Regions from separate parts of the Homo sapiens genome. Here all the other regions are linked to region 1. A link is a loop called in an ENCODE intact Hi-C map of the cell type or tissue named here. Cell type or tissue: dorsolateral prefrontal cortex. All regions are shown on one strand. Links, peaks and the distances in the headings refer to the core of each region. The heading gives the core; the rest is flanking DNA.

Region 1 (5,000 bases), core at 1-5,000:
AACAGATTGAAACCTACTCTAATACCAATCACCAAGTTTCAGCCACTCACAGGCCAGCTGTTCAAACTGTGTTCAAATAAGGCAAACGCCAAGCTGTAATCAATCTGGCTGTTTCTGTACCTCATTTCCATTTTCTGTACATACGTTTCCTCTTTCTGTCTGTAAATCATCTCGACCATGCAGCAGCATGGAGACTTTCTGAACTTGTTCTTGTTCAGGGACAACCCAATTCACAAATCGTTCTTTGCTATCTACCCAGGCAAGTCTCTTGCACACTGACCATTTTCTCCCCAGTAGTCACTATTCAAACATCCCCTCAGCTAAACCTTGGGGAAATGTCCACAACGATGGGATGAGAGCTTCGTGTGTTATTCTTCCGAAGTCTTCTCATGGGCCCAGAGCACAATGCCTTATCCCAGAAATGAAGACTGCATCGTGAAATCTCAAAACGGGAGGAGAGAGAAGGATGATTGGATCATGGCTATCCAGCTGTTCCTCAGAATGTTTGTTTGGCCTATACTGAACGCAGCGAAAACATTAATGTTACCAGAAAAGGAGCCCGATCCAGACCCCAAGAGAGGGTTCTTGGATCTCATGCAAGAAAGAATTTGGGTTGAGTCCATAAAGTGAAAGCAAGTTTATTAAGAAAGTAAAGGAATAAAAGAATGGCTTCTCCATAGCCAGAGCAGCCCCAAGGGATGTTGGTTGGCTGCTTTTATGGTTATTTCGTGATCACATGCTAAACAAGGGGTGGATTATTCATGAGTTTTCCAGAAAAAAAAGCAGGTACTTCCTGGAACTGTGGGTTCCTCCCCGTTTTACGCCCTATTGGGTAGCTTCCGGATGTTGCCATGGCATTTGTAAACTGTCATGGTGCTGGTGGGAGTGGCTTTTAGCATGCTAATGTATTAAAGTTAGCATATAATGAGCAGTGAGGATGAACAGAAGTCACTTTCATTACCCAAAAGTGGGGTTTGCCTGGCTTCTTTACTGCATCCTATTTTATCAGTAAGGTCTTTGTGACCTGTATCTTGTGATACCCATCCTGCTGACCACCTAGCTCATCCTGTGACTAAGAATGCCTAACTTCCTGAGAATGCAGCCCAGCAGGTCCCAGCCTCATTTTACCCAACCCTTATTCCAAACGGAGTCACTCAGGTTCAAATGCCTCTGATATTAACACTCCAAATAATGCCATAGAAGTGTTAGCTATTATCATCATCACCATCACCGTCATCATCAGGGCCAGGGATAGAGTCAGGCATGTGAGGCGCTCACTTTCAGAGTCAATTTTCATCCCCACCTGCCTTACCCTCTTTCCAGCACTGACTGTCATCATCAATGAAGAGTTAGTAGCTCCCAGGCCCTGTTATAAGGCTGTTATATATTATTAATTCATTTAATGAGAAGAGGAAACAGCCACAGAAATCTCACCAATAGACATTCTGCCCAAGTTACACAGTGAAAGAAGGGTAAACCTTGGATTTTAACTGGTTTAACAATAGTTACACAGGTCTTACACAGGTCTCTTAAGTTTCTGACACTTGGAGACTCAGGGACTCAAGATATTGATTTTATTCATCACTCTGAGTACAAGCACCTCTTGGCAAAAATCTGATGACATATTTTAAGTAGGAAATTGCAAGATAAAGTAGTCAATTGTTAACGGTGGTAAGTTAGTCAACTGTTGGTGGGAGTGTAAATTAGTTCAACCACTGTGGAAAGCAGTATGGTGATTCCTCAAAGAGCTAAAAGCAGAACTGCCACTCGACCCAGCAATCCCATTACCGGGTATATACCCAGAGGAATATAAAGCATTCTGCCATAAAGACACATGCACGCGAATGTTCGCCGCAGCACTATTCACAATAACAAAGACATGGAATCAACCTAAATGTTCATCAGTGACAGACAAGAAAACGTGGTTCATATACACTGTGGAATATTATGCAGCCATGAAAAATGAGATCATGTCTTTTGTGGGAACAGGATAGAGCTGGAGGCTATCATCCTTAGCAAGCAGGAATAGAAAACCAAATACCGTGTGTTCTCACATATGGGTGGGAGGTAAATAAGAAGAACTCATGAACACAAAGAAGGAAACAACAGACACTGGGGTGTTATTGAGTGGGGAGGGAGGGAGAGGAGCAGAAAAGGGAACTATTGGGTACTGAGCTTAGTACCAGGGTGATGTATTAATATGTACAACAAACCACCGTGACACACGTGTTTATCTACGTAACAAACTTTCGCAGGTACCCCATACCTAAAATAAAAATTAAAAAAAAAAAAAGAATCTGCCAGTGACCACAAGCAAATCAAACAGCCTCTCCATACCAGTAAGCAAATTGCAAACTCACACACCTTTGGCGCAGGAACAAATGATAAGGGAATTAAGGAGTACAGGTGTAGAATAACAGGGAAGTGCATAAAGTTACTCACAGTAAAAATTACTGGGACACGGATCTTGGCAAAACCTCTGTACAATCTGTCCGTTTTCTAACACTATATTCAACCAATGCTGGCCAAAGCAACATGTCTGTTGATAAAATTCAGCTGCAGATGGGGTTGTGGATCCAATGAAGTGAGCACGGTTTCCAGGAGGTATTATCAATGGCCAGGAGCTAATTCCTAACTTGGAGCAGCTGAAAACAATCACTCCCCATTTTACAGTAACAGCACACAGAGATGCCAAGTTCTCTGGCTGAGCCGAGTCATCTGTGGAAAGTAGACACAATTCAATCTAAATAATAGAGAACAGCGGCAGCCTGGATTGATGTTTCTGCATGACTCTCTGCTTAGTTCAAATTGGAGCCATTACCTCGTTGGATTTCTCAGCAGGCGGTTTAGCCTATAGGAGACATTCCCTATCCAGTAACAAATCTCATTTCTTCTCAGGCTGAAGGAGATAACAAAAGCCAGATGGCCCTTCAAGACTGTTCATGATGCTCAATGAGCCCAAGATGGATGCGGCCCATTTCTAGACTTTTTTCAGCTGAACCACAAGGTGGTGCCAAAGTACAGAAAATGCTGCTTCAGCCTGCAGGTGTCACCAACTGTGAGGAAGGCAAAAGGAAAGAAAAGACCATTATCTCACTTCGCTGAATAAAAAAGAAAATGCAAGTCTAGGAGGGCCTAACAAGGCCTCAGCACACAGCAAATCCCCACTTATCCTTAGTAAATTCGGGTGCCTGAGTTTCAGGAGGCTGCAGGTAAATTGAGTCTAAAAATTCAAAGGAGCTTAAAAGAGCAATTAAGCCTTTGGTTTGGTAATGAAGGCAGCACTAAGCCATAGGCCAGATAATTAGTGTAATGGAGCTCAGTGCTGAAAGAGCTACTGTGTCTCATTGTAAATTCTGCACCTGTTAAGGGCTGCGTGGGTTTACAGGTGGGCTAATCAAAGAAGAAAACCACAGACAGATCCTGCAGAAAATTCCAGGCAACTGGAAGGTCACCTCCCCCAAAATCCAGGGAGCACAGAGGGCTGCTTTTCTCACAATCCTTCCTACTAGACCTGTGTTGTGCAATACGGTAACCACAGGTGGCAGGCTCTAAACTGAAAATACACACTGGATTTCAGCAACAACAAAAAGAGTGAAATCGCTCATTAATCAGTTGGATATTAGTTACATGTTGAGATAACATTTTGGACCTACTGAGTAAGACAAATGCCAAATTTAATTTCCCTTGTTTCTTTTTACTTTTATTCTTTGTCTCCTAAGTATGTTTCATTACATAGATATTGCTCTCATTATATTTCCATGGGATATTGCTTCTCAAAGAGCATATCATTGGTAAAATATGGAAATACTTCCACACCAATGGGATGCTTACACTGCCCTGGGCCTCAGCCCCTTACTATGTCCCACTGCCTCGGCTGCTCAATCCCTCAGAGCCGTGCAGCGCCTGCCACCCAGCCAGCTTGACGGAGGCCCCTCATTCCCTCACATCCATCCCACCACTCCCAGGATGGGCCTGGACCCAAAAGAGAATGCCCTATTCCCATCTGGCATGTCTTAGTCACACTGCCCTGGCTGTGGGTAAGAAACAGCCTTTGCAGTGACTCTAACAATTGTTAAATATTTGGTATTTGTTGTTGTTGCTTTTTTTGAGACAGGGTCTAACTCACTCTGTCACCCAGGCTGGAGCGAGTGCAGTGGTGCTATTTCCACCCCCCAGGCTCAAGCAATCCTCCCACCTCAGCCTCCTGAGTATCTGGGACTACAGGCATGAGCCACCACGCCCAGCTAATTTTTGTAATTTTTGTAGAGACGAGGTTTCACCATGTTGCCCAGGCTGATCTCAAACTCCTGGGCTCTAGCAATCCTCCCACGTCAGCCTCCCTGTGCTGTGGGATTACAGGCATGAGCCACCGCACCTGGCCAGTTGTCAACTATTTCAAATATCACTCACACCTATGAAGTTTGCACTTATCTCTGCCATGACATTTCTCAACTTGTATCCTAATTGTATATTGGTCTCCTCAGGAAGCATATGAGCTCATGGGTGGCAGGACAAACCTTGACCAGCCTTATTCCCCCTGCTTCCAGTCCTGTTAAGCACTTATACATGTGTGTACTGTGCATATGTACTTTGTGTATTTGTTGGTTGAAGATGAGTAATAGAAAGACACCAATGCAGGGTCAAGAGGCCACACAGCATCCTTTGATCCTGGGGCTCTACAGACCATGTTGCCTCTCACATTCAACAAGGAGACTGACTTCTCCAAAAAGATACTGAGATCAATTTTTCCCTTGGGGTTAGGCTATTTGGGAAGAACAGAGAGCAGGAAATCTATGAAGGGTTTACACAGTGAAGAAAGATAGAATCTGACAGGGTGCGGTTGCTCACGCCTGTAATCCTAACACTGGGAGGCTGAGGCGGGCGAATCATGAGGTCAAGAGAACAAGACCACCCTGGCCAACATAATGAAACTCCATGTCTACTAAAAATACAAAAATTAGCTGGGTGTGATGGCACACACCTGTAGTCCCAGCTAC
Region 2 (5,000 bases), core at 1-5,000, 180 kb after region 1:
TAAGTAGAAGAGGAAATGGTGGAATTGGAGTCTACAAGTAGCCACTACAAGAGCTCTTCTCTACATTGCCAGAGCTGGGAAAGGAGGGAGGCCCAGATTCTGCCCATGGGCTCTGCTCTAGACACCAGTTTGGCTGCCTCTCAACTCCAGACACAGCAAGCCATCTAGGGGAGCCTGTGACACTTGTTGGCATTCCCGCTGTGCACAGTGGTGGCGGCACACCAAGAACCACTGTACTAGAACATGTGATAACAGTTAACATTCTTTTCACGAGAATAGACATTGACATAGTAAACTAGAAAACTTCAGATTAATATTTCCAAGTCTAATTTGTGGTGTGTGTGTGGCTGTCTGTTACCCTGACTCACACACACGTAGCGGCAGAGGGCAGGTGAAGTCCTGTATATAGCTGGCACCTCTAGGGATGGCATCTTGCTTATGACAAATACCCCTTCCTCAGGAGCTCCCCCACAAATCCAGGTCTCTGCTACAGCACCCATCTCCCAGGACAGAGCTGACTAGCCCTGGCACTAGCTGTTGGACCCAGGCTGAGCCACTTAGACTACCTCTCCCAGGAATCTGAAATGGGGAACTGACATCTTTATGGGGATCCAGGGTCTGCTTCAGCTAAGTTCCCCGGAGCCATCAAAACTCTTGTCCTTCCAAGGTTATTCTTCACAGGATTCTGTGGCATACTCCACAACCTTCCAAAAAAAGAAAAACACGTCTTCCTTCCTCTTTTGACAACCTCCCCACCGCCCCCATTCCTTTCTGGTTTATCTCACACAGAATCTGCTACCAAGTAACCAGAATTATCTAATACAAAATGTGGTGTCTACCCATCTTCTTGCTTCATTTCTTTTCCTTGTCTTTGTCAATGAACTTGGGAAAAGTAAAATCTCCATATACTTCTCTTTTCTGAAAAGCAGCTACAAATTCAGTGGCCATGAGCACGTCTAAGAGAGTTTCCTGTAGGCTGCTGTTCCATATTGTCAGTTCGGTCCAAATTTAGGGAAGAAGGAGGGAGCTGAATGCCACAATGAGCATTTTTCTCCCACAGACTGACCCTATTTCAACTCTCAATGCCCATCAAATTAGTTTCAGTTTTAAGCAACTCTACAAAGGTCTGGCATTTTAGCCAATAAAGACTTCTGATAAGTATTCAATGATTTCCAAGACAGCATCATTACAGATATACAAAAGCTCTTGAATATCCTTATTTTAGAAATTCAAATAAAAATACCAAAATTATTAAACACTATTACGTGCACTAAACACTAAATCCCTTGGCTGTTTCAACATAGCCAGAAACCCCGCTGTCTAATCCAGACACAAAAATCTCTTTAATTGAAGGCATGCTGGGAAAATATTTACAAAGTACACTTTTAATATAAACGATTTAAATTATTTGATCCCAAATATGCAAGCATGCAGAATTTTTCACTTGGCTCTACAGGAAACAAAAGATTGACCCCTTGGAGTATTTGCTGTTTCTAGAACTAGAAGGGTGACTGTCAGAGCAAGCTGACTTTCTTTTCCATAATAGGACTCTTATAATGCCTTTTACAGGAAGGGTGCTGGAGACTACCATGAAATCCTTTGCAGAATTAACATTAGTGAGGCTCCAAGAACAATAACTTCAGAGAACATTGTCTTTCAAAGAAAAAATGGCAATCCTTTAGCATCGGGGAACTCAGCAGGGGGATCCTTAAACAATATATCTATAGATAAGAATGTCCCCTGCAGTGATCGGCTGGGAAGACTTCCTGGCAGTTCAGCAATTGACCTAGAAGACAGAGGCACAGAGAAGGCACCAGGTCCAACACCTCTGGGTGTCACTGACTCACACACAGAAGGCTGTCACCAGAGCATTCCTTGGCTGCCCCCTGCTGGCACACAGCCTCACCTGACCAGATTTGTTCCTATGAGTCCTCCTCCTTCCTCTTGCACACAGAACTCCCTAGTACTTAGGGGCCACAGCTTATATTTCCCCAGGTCTACAGCCATCTCCCAATATAGTAGGCCCTCACTTAACATCATCCACAGATCCTTGGAAACTGTGACTTTAAGTGAAACAACATATGTATGCCATAGGAACTTAACTCTTGTTTGTATCAGTTAGCCTACGGTAAAATTGGTTTGGTTATACAGAAAGTTGTTTCACTTAAAGTCTCAGTTTCCAAGAACCCAAGGATGATGTGAAGTAAGGACTTACTGTATTTTAGTCAAAGATGGTGTGAACTGCGGATGACTTCCACACAGATTCCAAAGAGGTGGCTCCCAAATGATCCAAAGATCTGCATGGCTTGCATTCCCTTCCAAGTTCACAGTTAGAAAATACCAGTGCCCAGACTATACCCCAAGCCAATTCAGTCAGAATTCCAAGGATGAGTCCTAGCCACTGGTCTATTAAAAGCTGGCCAGGCGATGCCAACGTTCAAACATTGCTGAGAACTGTTGAGAGAGAGGTTCAAGTTCAGATGCAGTCAAGCTTGGAGGGTGAGGAGCCACCTGCCATAGCTGCATCCAAAAGAGGCCCAGGTCATCTAACCTAAGGAGAATGCAAGGAATGGATGATGAAAAGTCACTAACACATCCTTTAGGCCCAATCCAATCACTGCAAGCAGCTAAGTGCCACTGCTGCTTCTTTAGTTCAGCTTTCTCTGTCCTCACAAAATCAGAAATAGCACTTACAAATGCCTCTGTTAGTATCTGCAGTCTCTTCAGACTAAACAGTGCAGTATGGAGATAGTAGTAAGCATACATTCTCCCCAAATTCCTTCTGAAATTTTTGCTAGGGGCACGATGGAGCAGTATAAAGGAGGAGGAAAAATGCAAACTGACAGCACGGGAAAAAGTTCAGGAAGGTGCTGAAAGATGTTTGTGTACTCACATGGTAAAAACTCAAAAATCTTAAAATAACTAATATTTGAGAACTATTTGATATATCTCATTTGATTTCCACCAAACACACATAGTAATTAACAACCTGAGGTCCACATCAGGATTACTTATATATATATTTTTTTAATATGCTCCTTTTTTACTCCATGGAGTAAGCCCAGAAACCTGTATGGTGCTAGAATAGTGATTCCCTAAAGATGTCCACATGCTAATCCCCAAAACCTATAAATGCTACTAACCTCACTTGACAGAAGGGCCTTTGCAGAAGTGATTAAGTTAAGGGGCTTGAGATGGGTAGATTATCCTAGATTATCACAGTGGGCCCAACATAATCACAAGGATCCTAATAAAGGGAGGCAGGGGAATCAGAGTGAAAAGAAGATGTAACAACAGAGGCAGAGGTGGGGTGGTACGACTGCAAGGAAGGGGCCACAAGCCAGGGAATCCAGGCAGCCTCTAGAGCTGGAAAAGGCGAGGAAACAGAGGCTCCCCAACAACCTCCAGAAGGATGGCTGCCCTGATGACACCCTGATTTTAGCCTAGTGAGTCCCATCTTAGAACTGTAAGATGGTTAAGTTTGTATTGTTTTGAGCCTCTAGGTTTGTGGTAATTTGTAATAGCAGAAATAGGAAAGTACTACACCATATTTCTCAAAGGCTCCAAGGATGATACTGATACACCATCCCAGATGCTCCACGGCACAAGAATTTGTAAGGAACTTCAGAGACGAAAACAAAGGTAGGAACCACTGAACTTTTTAAAATGCACATTCCATGTGGCCCAACAAATCCACTTCCTGGAATCTATCCTGAAGGTGTTCCTGCACAGGTATCAAACACGTGTATAGAGATGTTCATTGCGGTTGTAGCATAGCAACCAAAAAGGGTCCACTGGTATGGGACTAGTTGAATTATGGCATATTCATACAATCAAATACTATGCAGCCTTTAAATAAGGGATGAAGGCAGCTTTGTATGTATCAGCAGGGGAGAAAACTACAATGCATAGTAAGCGAAAAGAGAAAGGTGTAAATGAGTGTGCTCATTGTGTTACTACAGCTGTCCCTCAGAACCTGTGAATCCCAAGTATACCAATATGTGTGCATACTCAGGTCCTGTAGTCAGCCCTGAGGAACCCACAGATAGGAAAAGTCAGCCTTCCACATGTACAGGTTTGACATCCCATGAATACTGTATTTTCCATCCATCTTTGGTTGTGGATGCAGAACCTCCAGATACGAAGGGACAACTGTATTTATTGAAAAAAAAATCCACAATATAAGTAAACTAGCACAGTTCAAACCCGTGTTGTTCAAGGGTCAACTGTATGTGTATAAATAAGTTTATATACAAATATATCTGGAAGAATATAGTACAAATGTATAATTGTGGGAACAGGGTAGCTAGAGAATAGGAATGAGAGAAAGACCCATTTTTTCACTGCATACCTTTCACTGAATTATCTGTTCAAAAAAATAAATTTGAATAGCCAAAAAAAAAAAAAAAAAAAACCACAAATAGGAGAGACCCAAGAAACTACACAGGGACATAATCAAATATTCAGAAATCTAGTCCTTTGATTTTTCAACTCAACATCTTGGCCTCTTCCAAAATATTAAGTATAAATTTCAAAAGCATTTACTCTTCAAATAGCATGAACAAATGTCAGCTAAGGTTGAATGTAGTAGTAAGGAAGGTAAACACTACTCTCTGCCTTAATATTTTGAAAGTGCTTTGAGGTCTGCTGCAATATTTTTGTTAGCACAATCCTAGAGATAAACATGGCAGAGAAGATTAAAAATGTTACTTGTGATCCTGGATGTTCCTGAAATTACTTTAATTATTTTCTGGAAGTATTCTAAATGGTTTTGTTCTCCCCTACTATAACACTCAAAAAAAAAAAAAATTCCATTCCAGGATGATGAACTTAAGTAAACATGCATCAGTAATATATGAATTTAATTACTGCAAATTCAACAGTAATTAAATGTTGGTAATACCCTATATTTGGTAAAGTTATTAATTCTACAGGCATGAAACTAGTGAAACCAGAGGCTACGTACGCTGTAACTGAGCAGCTCTCAGTTGCTTCTTCAG
Region 3 (7,153 bases), core at 931-5,930, 150 kb before region 1:
CAAGACAGGCCAACATTCAAATTCAGGAAATACAGAGAACACCACAAAGATACTCCTCAAGAGAGCAACTCCAAGACACGTAATTGTCAGATTCACCAAGGTTGAAATGAAGGAAAAAATGTTCAGGGCAGCCAGAGAGAAAGGTCGGGAGGTCGGGTTACCCACAAAGGGAAGCCCATCACACGAACAGTGGATCTCTCAGCAGAAACCCTACAAGCCAGAAGAGAGTGGGGGCCAATATTCAACATTCTTAAAGAGAAGAATTTTCAACCCAGAATTTTATATCCATCCAAACTAAGCTTCATAAGCAAAGGAGAAATAAAATCATTTACAGACAAGTAAATGCTAAGGGATTTTGTCACCACTACACTTGCCTTACAAGAGCTCCTGAAAGAAGCACTAAACATGGAAAGGAACAACCGGTACCAACCACTGCAAAAACATACCAAATTTTAAAGAACATTGACACTATGAAGAAACTGCATTAACTAATGGGCAAAACAACAGCTAACATCATAATCATCATAATGACAGGATAAAATTCACACATAACAATACTAACCTTAAATGTAAATGGGCTAAATGCCCCAATTAAAAGACACAGACTGGCAAATTGGATAAAGAGTCAAGACCAATCAGTGTGCTGTATTCAGGAGACCCATCTCATGTGCAAAGAAACACACAGGCTCATAATGAAGGGATGGAGGAAGATCTACCAAGCAAATCGAAAGCAAAGAAAAAAAAAGCAGGAGTTGCAATCCTGCTCTCTGATAAAACAGACTTGAAACCAACAAACATCAAAAGAGACAAAGAAGGCCATTACATAATGGTAAAGGGAACAATGCAGCAAGAAGAACTAACTATCCTAAATATATATGCAACCAATACAGGAGCATCCAGATTCATAAAACAAGTTCTTAGAGACCTACAAAGAGACTTAGACTCCCACACAATAATAGTAGGAGACTTTAACTCCTCACTGTCAATATTAGATGGATCAACAAGACAGAAAATTAACAAGGATATTCAGGACTTGAACTCAGCTCTGGATCAAGCAGACCTAATAGACATCTACAGAACTCTCCACCCCTATCAACAGAATATACATTCTTCTCAGCACCCCATTGCACTTATTCTAAAATTGACCACATAATTGGAAATAAAACCCTCCTCAGCAAATGCAAAAGAACAGAAATCATAACAGACTCTCAGACCACAGTGCAATCAAATTAGAACTCAGGATGAAGAAACTCACTCAAAACCACCCAAATACATGGAAACTGAACAACCTGCTCCTGAATGACTACTGGGTAAATAACGAAATGAAGGCTGAAATAAAGATGTTCTTTGAAACCAATGAGAATGAAGACACAACGTACCAGAATCTCTGGAACACAGCTAAAGCAGAGTTTAGAGGGAAATTTATAGCACTAAATACCCACAAGAGAAAGCAGGAAAGATCTAAAATCTACATCCTAACATCAAAATTAAAAGAACTAGGGAAGCAAGAGCAAACAAATTAAAAACCTAGCAGAAACATGAAATAATTAATATCAGAGCAGAACTGAAGGACATAAAGACACAAAAACCCTTCAAAAAAATCAATGAATCCAGGAGCTGTTTTTTTGAAAAAGATCAACAAAATAGACTGCTAGCAAGACTAATAAAGAAGAAAGAAGAATCAAATAGATGCAATAAAAAATGATACACAGGATATCACCACTGATCGCACAGAAATACAAACTACCATCAGAGAATACTATAAACACCTCTATGCAAATAAACTAGAAAATCTAGAAGAAATGGATAAATTCCTGGACACATACAACCTCCCAAGTCTAAGCCAGGAAGAAGTCAAATCCCTGAATAGATCAATAACAAGTTCTGAAATTGAGGCAGTAATTAATAGCCTACCAACCAAAAAAAGTCCCGGGCCAGACAATTCACAGTGGAAATCTACCAGAGGTAAAAAGAGGAGCTAGTACCATTCCTTCTGAAACTATTCCAAACAATAGAAAAACAGGGAATCCTCCCTAACATTTTATGAGGCCAGCATCATCCTAATACCAAAACCTGGCAGAGACACACAAAAAAAAGAAACAAAAAAAAAAGAAAGAAAGAAAATTTCAGGCCAATATCCCTAACGAACATCGATGGGAAAATCGTCAATAAAATACTGGCAAACCGAATCCAGCAGCACATCAAAAAGCTTATCCATCACGATCAAGTTGGCTTCATCCCTGAGATGCAAGGCTGGTTCAACATATTCAAATCAGTAAACGTAATCCATCACATAAACAGAACCAAAGACAAAAAACACATGATTATCTCAATAGATGCAGAAAAGGCCTTCGATAAAGTTCAACACCCCTTCATGCTAAAAACTCTCAATAAACTAGGTATCAATAGAACAAAACTCAAAATAATAAGAGCTATTTATGACAAACCCACAGTCAATATCATACTGAATAGTCAAAAACTGGAAGCATTCCCTTTGAAAACTGGCACAAAACAAGGATGCCCTCTCTCACCACACTTATTCAACATAATATAGGAAGTTCTGGCTAGGGCAATCAGGCAAGAGAAAGAAATAAAGGGTATTCAAATAGGAAGAGAGAAAGTCAAATTGTCTCTGTCTGCAGATGACATGATTGTATATTTAGAAAACTCCATCGTCTCAGCCCAAAATTTCCATAAGCTGATAAACAACTTCAGCAAATCTCAGGATACAAAATCAATGTGCAAAAATCACAAGCATTCCTATACACCAAGAACAGACAAACAGAGAGCCAAATGATGAGTGATCTCCCATTCACAATTGCTACTAAGAGGATAAAATACCTAGGAATCCAACTTACAAGCGATGTGAAGGACCTCTTCAAGGAGAACTACAAGGAAATAAGAGATCAAGGAAATAAGAGAGGACACAAACAAATGGAAAAAAATCCCATGCTTATGAATAGGAAGAATCAATATCGTGAAAATGGCCATACTGCTCAAATCAATTTATAGATTCAATGCTATCCCCATGAAGCTAGCTTGACTTTCTTCACAGAATTGGAAAAAACTACTTTAAACTTCATGTGGAACCAAAAAAGAGCCCACAATCCAAGACAACCCTGGGCAAGAAGAACAAAGCTGGAGGGATCACGCTACTGACTTCAAACTATACTACAAGTCTACAGTAACCAAAACAGCATGCTACTGGTACCAAAACAGATATATAGACCAATGGAACAGAACAGAGGCCTCAGAAATAACACCACACATCTACAACCATCCGATCTTGACAAACCTGACACACACAAGCAATGGGGAAAAAATTCCCTATTTAATAAATAGTGTTGGGAAAACTGGTTAGTCATATGCAGAAAACTGAAACTGGACCCCTTCCTTACACCTTTTAAAAAAAATCAACTCAAGATGGATCGAAGACTTAAATGTAAGACCTAGGACCATAAAAATCCTAGAAGAAAATCTGGGCAATACCATTCAGGACATACATACGGGCAAAGACTTCATGTTCAAAACACCAAAAGCAAGGGCAACAAAAACCAAAATTGACCAATGGGATCTAATTAAACTAAAGAGCTTCTGCACAGCAAAAGAAACTATCATCGGAGTGAACCGGCAACCTACAGAATGGGAGAAAATTTTTGTAATCTATCCATCTGACAAAGGGCTAATATCCAGAATCTACAAAGAACTTAAACAAATTTACAAGAGAAAAACAACCCCATCAAAAAATGGGAAAAGGATATGAACAGACACTATTCAAAAGAAGACATTTATGCAGCCAACAGACATATGAAAAAATGCTCATCATCACTGGGATGTTTATTGTTGCACTATTCACAATAGCAAAGACTTTGAACCAACCCAAATGTCCATCAATGATAGACTGGATAAAGAAAATGTGGCACATATATACCATGGAATACGATGCAGCTATAAAAAAGGATGAGTTCATGTCCTTTGCAGGGACATGGATGAAGCTGGAAACCATCATTCTCAGCAAACTGTCACAAGATCAGAAAACCAAACATCACATGTTCTCACTCATAAGTGGGAGTTGAACAATGAAAACACATGGACACAGGGAGGGGAACATCACACACCAGGGCCTGTCGGGGGTGGGGGACCTAGGGGAGTGATAACATTAGGAGAAATACCTAACATAGGGGACGGGTTGATGGGTGCAGCACAGCAAACCACCAGGGCACGTGCATACCTATGCAACAAAACTGCACGTTCTGCCCATGTAACCCAGAACTTAAAGTATAATAATAAATAAATAAACATACAAACAAACATAGGTGGGGAAGAATAGATGCCTCCTAGGCAGAAAAATTCCAGATCATTTATGTAGATACTCTACCTTCAAAAAAGGAAAGCATAACCCTCTACTCCTTAAGTGTGGGCTGTGCATAATGACTTCCTTCCAAAGAGTATAGTGTAGAAAGGAGGAAAACTATAACTTTATAGTGGAGAAACCTGACAAACACTACTTCAGCCAGGTGACTAAGGTCTACATCAGCAGTGATAAGTCATCTTGATAGTAGGAACTCTTGATATGACGTGATGAAATGGCACTTTATCTCTGTCACCTTCCGCCCAAAAACCCATAATGCCTATCTATTCATGAAGCAAATATTAGACAAATTACAATAGAAATTTGCCCTATAAAATGCTTGGCCCAGCCAGGCATGGTGTCTCACACCTGTAATCCCAGCACTTTGGGAGGCCAAAGTGGGTGGATCACCTGAGGTCAGGAGTTCAAGACCAGCCTGGCCAACATGGTCTGAAGCAACAAGAGCAGCCTCTACGAAAATACAAAAATTAGCCGGGCATGATGGCAGGTGCCTGTAATTCCAGCTATTTAGGGGGCTGAGGCTAGAGAATCGCTTGAACCCCGGAGGCGGAGGTGTAGTGAGCCGAGATCGCGCCACTGCACTCCAGCCTGGGCAACAAAGCAAGACTCCATCTCAAAAATAAATAAATAAATAAATAAATAAAATGCTTGGCCAGAACTCCTCAGAACTATCAAAGTCATGAAAAATAAGGAAAGTCTGAATAACAGTCACAACCTAAAGAAGACATGACAATGACATGTAAACGTGAATGGGATTCTAGAACACAGAAGGCATGTTAGATAAAACTAAGGAAATCTGAATAAACTATGGTCTCTAGTTAATAATAATATATCAATATTGGTCCATTAACTCTAACAAATATACAATTATAATGCAAGATGGCAATAGCAGGCAAAACTGGGTAAGGGAGTGTAAGGGAACTCACTGTACTTCTATCTTCGCAATTTTTCCATAAATCTAAAGTGTTCTAAAAATAATTCTATTTTATTAAAGAAAGCAAATGTTAACATATTGAGAACAATAGGAAAAATGAATGTGCTTACGTTATTTTTCCAGATACTCCTTAATTTGTAATTATGAGGGGAAAACATGTTCCAATTTGAAGAAAAACTATTACTTTATTAAAGAAACAGAAAAACAGAACAAAACAAAAACTGAAGTCTTTACTAAAACTTTCCAAATTGTTTAACATTTAGATTAAGGAAACAAGTTCTATTGTGTATTAAGGTCAACAGATATTCTCAGATATACTCTCAAAATTGCAGTCAAAACTCTTAATTACTTATCCACCAGTTGATTTGGAAACAGGACGTAACATCTATGAATCTGACACTGCGCCATGCCTCAGCTACAATGATAAATCAAATTCAGCAAATAACTTCAAGGAGCTCGGTCTTATAGGGAAATTCCCTATAAATAGAACACTACAACAGTATGATCAGACCTCTAATTATATGATGAAATTTTGTTATGGAAACACAGAAGAGAAAGAGACCAAAGAAGACCAGAAAAGACTTCACAGAGGAGGTGACATTTCAACTGAGTCTGCAAGGCTGAATGAAAAATCCCAGAGCCCTCATAGATGGGACTGAAGGCTCTTTACCTTCTAGTTGCTGTGGCACAAGAAACAATGTGGGCAAAGGCCCTGATGCCTGTGGGAGCACAATCTCTTTGGGAAACTTGCAATGTGGTGGGGGAGAAAAAGTGGTCATCTCATGAAGGGGTTTGTAGTCCACGCTACCCTGATGTGTATAAGGCTATTTTCTCACTCTTACCATTGTGATCAACTGCAGAGAGTTCTAAGCTTCTGCAGTAGACATAAGTGCTTTCTCTAGAACTCTGGCTATTTTTGCCTACATTGGTTTTGCAGTATGTCTGTGTGTGTGCTTTCCAGAGCTATACAAAGGCAACTCCCTTCCAGTGCTGTAGAATGACTGCTGCAACTAATACGCATGTTTTCTTCTCTGTGGAATGAGAGAAGTTTTGAGTCCCATGTGTGTTGTCAGATAAATGACCACTTCTGATCTGGGTACCATCTAGAAACACCATATCATAATATTCAGAAGTAATTTATTCTGTGCTTAATTCCTGTGTCGCTTTTCCAACAAAGCCTCTTCTCTGCAACCTCTGTGGTTTTACTCACTAACCATTTTTTGCTCCCTTTACTGTAGATTCATTACACAAGCTTCCAAAAGGAAGCAAGTTCAATCATTCATTTATTCAAAAATATTGATTGGGTACCTACTATTTTATTCCAGGAATAAACTTGGATGGCTATATTTGTTAAAGTAATGCTGTATGCTGCGGCAAATAAACTCCAAAATCTAGTGGCCTCACATAATAGGAACATATTTCTCACTCATGAGACAGTTCAGTGCAGGTGCTGGGCTGGAAGCTATTTACGAACCAGGCTTTTTTGATCTTGTGGCTCCACCTTCCTTTAGGGCCTCAAAATCCTTCACTTCCAGGGTCCAGATGTGAAGGAGAGGATGAGTAAGGCACATCTGCTTCATAATCACATCAACCTCGAAGTGATAAATCACATCTGCTCACATTCCATTAGTGAGAACTAGTCACATGGTCACAGGTAGATACAAGGGCTTGGTGGGGGGGCAGGCATGGGCAGCTGGACAATTTAGCCCTCACTGGGGCAGCACCTTCCAGCCACGAGTCTACACTGTAGAGGCAGAATATGCATCTCTGATGGATGGCTAGCCATCTCTGCAACCCTGCTGGAGATTCTAAGACCTAAGATGAATCTGACTCATTCTGATACATGT

The links. Hi-C counts contacts between places; a loop is a spot of excess contacts. Peaks named below come from ENCODE experiments on the same cell type or tissue, not always from the same donor. Only the 100,000 strongest peaks of a DNase experiment are listed, where the experiment ranks them.
Region 2: a loop joins it to region 1, with 8 times the contacts of the local background. A loop is called at or near these places in 84 of 110 quality-filtered maps.
Region 3: it touches region 1 in a loop (2.1-fold over the local background); 2 of 110 quality-filtered maps call a loop at or near these places.

What each region holds. Positions count from the first base shown.
Region 1 is chr10:59,623,190-59,628,189 of GRCh38, forward strand. No RefSeq gene overlaps it. Among named protein-coding and RNA genes, the nearest start is that of SLC16A9, 84 kb to the right of the region's middle. RefSeq lists an enhancer at 3,089-3,308. In dorsolateral prefrontal cortex, for the core only: CTCF peaks have their summits at 3,017 (motif pointing right) and 3,216; a DNase peak (open chromatin) is centred at 2,992; H3K27ac peaks cover 465 bases.
Region 2 is chr10:59,807,669-59,812,668 of GRCh38, forward strand. CCDC6 (coiled-coil domain containing 6) reads right to left here. Exons shown (of 9, transcript NM_005436.5): 5 at 4,967-5,000. Among named protein-coding and RNA genes, the nearest start is that of MRLN, 57 kb to the left of the region's middle. In dorsolateral prefrontal cortex, for the core only: a CTCF peak has its summit at 1,892 (motif pointing left); DNase peaks (open chromatin) are centred at 153 and 1,873; H3K4me3 peaks cover 577 bases; H3K27ac peaks cover 982 bases.
Region 3 is chr10:59,471,949-59,479,101 of GRCh38, forward strand. No RefSeq gene overlaps it. Among named protein-coding and RNA genes, the nearest start is that of FAM13C, 110 kb to the left of the region's middle. In dorsolateral prefrontal cortex, for the core only: no CTCF peak of the experiment used is centred there; no DNase peak of the experiment used is centred there.